2 separate regions of the Homo sapiens genome follow, and region 2 is linked to region 1. The links are chromatin loops, found by intact Hi-C in ENCODE. Cell type or tissue: ascending aorta. All regions are shown on one strand. Links, peaks and the distances in the headings refer to the core of each region. The heading gives the core; the rest is flanking DNA.

Region 1 (2,903 bases), core at 213-2,712:
CACCCCCATCTCCAGCTCAGGCACAGAGCAGGGGCTGGGGCCCCACACAACACACAGGGCGGCTTGTCTCCAGCGGTATAGCCTCTCCACACCCCCAAACCGTTTGCTCGAAACTTGATCTCCTTGGCCCTCAGAGTCACCTCAGTGGAGAAGCCTGCACAGGGCTTTGATGGCTGAGTTTCCCCAGATGTGGCCTTAGAGAAGCTGAGGAACCCCCTACTTACCTCCATTTGTCCCCATCCATCACTCCCAGGGGGCCACTGCCTGATGAATTGCCAGAGGGGAACCACCAGCTCGGCTCTTAATAACCGGATCTGCATCCTGCTGCTGCCCAGCTGGGCTGAGGGCCCTGACCACAGCTAAGGGGAGTCATCACAGGGCTTCAGGGCTGGAATTCCAGGTATGATCTATTCCCAGGGGAAGTGAAAAAGGCCCCCTCGGAGCTTTCTCTTCTATTTCTCACTTCTCACAGACAGGCTGGGGTTCTGGAGTCCTGCTCTTCACCCCAAGTACATGCCTGCAACCTCCAACGCTGCTGGACAGTCGGCTGCATCCCCCCTCACCTGAGCACAGGCTCTCCCTACCCCTCCCTCCCCTTCCTAGAGGGGGTATCCTGCAGGGATGCAGACAAGACTGGGGAAGGAAATGGTGCTCAGAGGGTGCTCCACCTAGGTGCTGTGGCAAGCAGGGCAGGGAGAGAGTAGATAAAGGCCGGGCCAAGAAGCGGGGCCCTAAATTCTCAGGAGAAGGGCCCTGGAGAGGCAGTCTCTTCCTTGAAGGAGAAAGGGAGTGCCATCTATAAAAAGGTGGGACCACAGGCTTTTGTATGTGAGATTGGCTTCCAATGATAGTAAAAGACCCTGGAAGAGAGAAGGACAATGCCAGAGCCAGGCCTGCCCAGGAGAGGCAGGGAGAGAGGGAGAGAGAGAGCAGCTCAAGCCGAGAAAGGGAAGCAGCCAGCCAGCTTGGATCTGATCACCATCTTGTCCATGGAGAAGAGGATTTTTAGTTCCAAAGGGTTAAACCCACATAAAGAGAAAATTAACCTTTGGCACACTTTTAGGAATCCATTCCCAAGGAATGCCTGCATGCATATATATGGAGACAAAATTCCCAAGGCCGTTTGTAATGGCAAAAATAATTGGCAACAACCCCAATATCCATCCATCAATGCTGATAAGTTGACACACTGAAGTACTATTTTGCTGATAAAAAGAATGAGGTAATTCTCTGGACTGACGTGGCAGAACCTCCAAGACATATTGCCAAGTAACAGTAACCAAGAAAGCAAGTTGCTGAACAATACATAAATCGTGATCTCATTTTATGCTTCTTTAACTAGGTAGACATATGTGTATGTATGTGTGTACACATAAAAAGTGAATCTGGCAGACACACAGCAAACTGTTCACAGTGGTCACACTTGGGGGAGGGGTGAATTTTGGAGAATGAAGCAGGATTTTTCACTTGTTTGAAATGCATATTTTAAAACTCATACTGCATGTGTAATTCTTTTTAAATAAGCCTGCTGTGAGTAAGGAGCTGTGAAGGCATCACTGAGCTGTGTGAATTTGATTCCGTCCCCAGCCCAATATTGCACACTTCCCAGTCTCCCTTGAAGCTAGATGTAGCCCTTAGACTAGGTATTGGCCAGTGACTTGGAAAAAGAGTGTTGAGCACAATTCCCAGGTTGTGTTCTCAAAAAGAGAGGTGTTCTCTTTACCCCCTCCTCCTTCTAGCTGGGTGAAAAACAGTTGTGATAGCTGGATCTCAGGCAGCCATCTTGGACTATGAGATAGAAGTCATGAGTTAAGTAGAATAGAGCAGTAAGTTACTGGCAAAGACAGAGCCTTAGCTAAGGCCAGATTATAAGGCTGAAGGAGACTCCTGCTGTACCCCAGACTCCAACACATCCAAAAGAAACTTAAGCCCAGAGAGGCCACATGATGTGCCAGGGTCAGTGACTGACCTAGGGGAAGTTTTGCCAGAGATTCCCCCCCACCACTACGCACGCACACGCACACACACACACACACACACACACACACCTCACTGCTTTTTCCCCCAAGAACATTCCTTCCTAGAGCTTGGACTCCGTTTCATTCTATGGCTGGGAGACTCCTTCTGGGATTGAGGGAAGGCCCCAAGTGTTGATTAAGCCAAATTGCAGGATTGGGACACACCTCTCAATACTCTGTCTGATAACACAGCAGAACCCCTGCCTACTGCTGGGTCTCTCTGTCAATATCTGCCCCTGGCTTTTTTTTTTTTTTTTTTTTTTTTGAGATGGAGTTTGGCTCTTGTTGCCCAGGCTGGAGTGCAATGGTGCTATCTCAGTCCACTGCAACCTCCGCCTCCTGGGTTCAAGCGATTCTCCTGCTTCGGCCTCCCGAGTAGCTCGGATTACAGGCATGCACCACCATGCCCGGCTGAATTTTTTTGTATTTTTAGTAGAGATGAGGTTTCTCCATGTTGGTCAGGCTGGTCTCGAACTCCTAACCTCAGGTGATCTGCCCACCTCGGCCTCCCAAAGTGCTGGGATTACAGGTATGAGTCACGGTGCTCAGCCCCTTTCTCTCTTTCTATCTGGTTGTCCTCCTGTCTGCCTTTCTGCCCCTGTCCATCAGTCTCTCTGCCTGTCCCTGGTATGCCACTCTCTGTTTCACCCTCTCTGTGTCTGACTCAGTCTCCCTCCTTTCCTTCTGTCTCTCTCTACTTTCCTTCTGTCTCTCCTCCTCCTTCTTTCTCTGTCTAACTCTGTGTTTTCTCTCTATCACTCTCTCTGTTGTTTCCTTTTTGTTTCTCTCTCCTGCTCTTTGTTTTGCTCCCCACTCCCCAGTCTGGCTGTGAAGTTTGTGTCTCTCCTCCTAAAGGTTTTAGGCAGTACCTTTTCTAAGCTAGCC
Region 2 (2,903 bases), core at 167-2,666, 110 kb after region 1:
GGGAGGATGGCCGACTCCACCACGGGCCTCCCTTTCATTTCCCTGGAGGGGTGCTAGACCCTCCAGAGCCCCTCATGAGAGTTGCACAGAGGAGGGAGTAATATTTCTGGAGCCACTCTTATATGCCAGACGCTGCTCGGACGTGTACACTCGCAGCCTCATTTAATCCCCAACAGCGTTATGAGATGGGCACAGTGATGCACTCCATTTTACAGAGGAGAAAACAGGCTTAGAGAGGTTAAGTGACCTGTCCAAAGTCACACAGCTGCTTAGTAACAGAGCCCACTATCTTTCCACTTCACCAGGCCCACTCAAATAAGAACTAATAGGAGTATGGGGATTGTCTTGTGCCACTCCCCTACTTGTCCCTATTGTTCAGAGGAAGTGTCCCCATTAAGAAAAAGTGGAGTGGGCCAGGTGCAGTGGCTCATGCCTGTAATCCCAGCATTTTGGGAGGCTGAGGCAGGTGGATCACGAGGTCAGGAGATCGAGAGCATCCTGGCTAACACGGTGAAACCCAGTCTCTACTAAAAAAATACAAGAAATTAGCCAGGCATGGTGGCAGGCACCTGTAGTCCCAGCTACTCGGGAGGCTGAGGCAGGAGAATGGCATGAACCCGGGAGGCGGAGCTTGCAGTGAGCCCAGATCGCGCCACTGTACTCCAGCCTGGGAGACAGAGCAAGAGACAGAGCCAGACTCCATTTCAAAAAAAGGAAAAAAGAAAAAGAGTAAGTGAAACATGAGGCCTGCAAATGAGAAAAGGAAGCGCCCTCCACAACACCGGCAGAAGCCAGAGGCCCCCCAACCCTGTGCAGAGTGCTGAGCTGGGCACCCAGCAGCAGGGGTGGAGATTTTGAAACGGGTAGAGGTGACTGTCTTGGCTTGTCCAGTCAGGGATTATTATTGTGCCACCATTGAGGCCCCAAAGAACACTGTAAGTCATCTATTCATTCATTAAACAAGTAAACAAATATTTATGAAGTCCCAGTGCTGGTCAGCATCTTGCTAGGTCCAGGTGGAGGGCCCTATCATGAAAGCCTTTGGGACCAAGCTTGTCTGGGACAGACAGGCTGAACCCAGTTCAGCTGGGGAAAGGCAGGCAGGCCCCTCCATGCCCCAGGAGGGGGTCTCCGCAACCCAGGCTGAAGCCAGTTATATCAGACATTCTGCCTTCATGACCAGGGCCGTTTCTAGGTGGCGGGCTGGCTTGTTTGGGTTTGTTTTTTTTTTTTTTTTTTTTTTTGCTTCCCAGTGAGTTTCTTTCAAAAACATCCACCCATGTCTCCGCTGAACTAAAGAGAAAGGAATTTGTCCAGAGCATCAGGAAAGCAGCCAGAGGAAGTCCCCAGGGACCAGGCGTGGGGCCCTAAGCCACACTGCAGCTGCAGGGAGGAGAGTGAGCCCAGCTTGTGCTGCTGCGGGGTGGGGAGGACTCCTGAGGGGACAAGGGGGAATCAGGGAGCAGAGAGACTAAGGGGGAGGGGGAGGAGGAGACTCAGGGACAGAGGGTGAGGCTCAGTGGGAGAGAAAGGGGAGACAGGGTATGGGGGTAACCAGGAGGCAGAGAAAGTGGAGAAGAGCGGAGGGAGTTGAGGGGGAGGCAGGAACCAAGGTGTAGCCAAGGGCAGGTGAGGGAGGAGGGACTCTGAGCCTGGGCCAGGGGAGTCAGAAGGCCGGAGCCCTGAAGGGCCCCACAGCCCTCCCCGGCCCTGCTGTCTCCATACAATTCTGTGGCCAAGGAGTGAACCTTGCATGATTTCAGCCACCCCACCCAGACACCCCCCACCCTGGAACAAAGGGGAAGTGGCCCCATGGGCCTGCCTGCTTCCAGCTCAGGGCTGGGCTTGGTCACCAGGCAGGCACTTGTTGTAGCAACAGTCCCTGGGGACCCATCCTGGGGAACAGGACTGCTAGCAGTAAAGATGGGGGAGCCAGGGCCCCCATCCCCTCCAGCCCCCAAGGCTGCCCCAGGCCTCATTGACAGCTTCTCTGTAAGTCGCCCCCTCGCCCACTGGTTCTGGGAAGATGGGTTGGCTCGCCTAGCAGCAGGTGTGTTGGGGTGTGTTGCCCAGCAACCAGTAGAGGTGTTCCCAGAGCCTCTTAAGTGGGAGGCAGGGTGGAGAGGACCAGGGCTTTGGCCCTTAGATGCCCGTGGTCACAGGAATCTTTTGCAAGGCCCCTGGCTCCAGCCTAGGCCACCTGAGCCCACACAGTAATCCAGAGAGGGAGGACAGAAGGGCTTCTGGGAAAATCCCTTGAAGTGATCATTGCCTCCTGCTAGTCTGGGCCCTACCTCTGGTGTCTTGGAGGTCCAGCCTTGGATCCTAGAAAGTGGCTGAGCCTGGGCTAGCCTGGGAAGGCTTGCTGGTAGTGCATGTGTGGTGCCGAGCTGTGAGGAGGAGTGGGTGTGGCAGATGGGGCATCCAGTGGAAGCAGCAGCTCAGACTGGGGGCTGGGGCCGCCCCAGTAAGTGCTAACCCTTCTGGTTTGGGCCCCAGTTGCCAAAGCATTTCTTCTTCCCCTTTGGCAAGAATCCCAGAGGACAACCCCAACAAGGGTCATTCCCCACAGGGTGCAGATGAGCAGGCACGGAGTGGGCAAGGGCCTCGCTTCGGGTCGTTCGACAGCTGTGGGCAGAGGCTGGATCAGAACCCAAGGTTCTGGGTTCCAGCCAGGGCTCTTCCCCCACCCAATGTGGGGCATTCCTGAGGCAGCAAAGCTCTAACCAGGGAGGATTCTGGCAGGAGGTGACCAGTGGGGAAGGGTTCTTTGAGGAAGAGTGAACAGGGCCTGTGAGACCAGGACTGGGGCCTGCCCCTCACCACCTGCTGAATGCCCAGCCCTGTACTCACCTGGGCTGAGAGCAAGGGCTGGCCCCAATCTGCTGTCAGCAGAGGCTGGA

The links. Peaks named below come from ENCODE experiments on the same cell type or tissue, not always from the same donor. Only the 100,000 strongest peaks of a DNase experiment are listed, where the experiment ranks them.
Region 2: a loop joins it to region 1, with 2.8 times the contacts of the local background. A loop is called at or near these places in 2 of 110 quality-filtered maps.

The regions. Positions count from the first base shown.
Region 1 is chr15:74,209,135-74,212,037 of GRCh38, forward strand. It overlaps a transcript of STRA6 not described here and a transcript of CCDC33 not described here. Among named protein-coding and RNA genes, the nearest start is that of STRA6, 7.8 kb to the left of the region's middle. RefSeq lists an enhancer at 1-15. In ascending aorta, for the core only: no CTCF peak of the experiment used is centred there; a DNase peak (open chromatin) is centred at 1,549; H3K27ac peaks cover 1,474 bases.
Region 2 is chr15:74,316,667-74,319,569 of GRCh38, forward strand. All of the region lies in intron 11 of CCDC33 (coiled-coil domain containing 33), which reads left to right. CCDC33-AS1 (CCDC33 antisense RNA 1) reads right to left here. Exons shown (of 2, transcript XR_007064711.1): 1 at 2,854-2,903. Among named protein-coding and RNA genes, the nearest start is that of CCDC33-AS1, 1.6 kb to the right of the region's middle. RefSeq lists an enhancer at 2,460-2,903. In ascending aorta, for the core only: no CTCF peak of the experiment used is centred there; DNase peaks (open chromatin) are centred at 1,345 and 1,945; H3K27ac peaks cover 2,500 bases.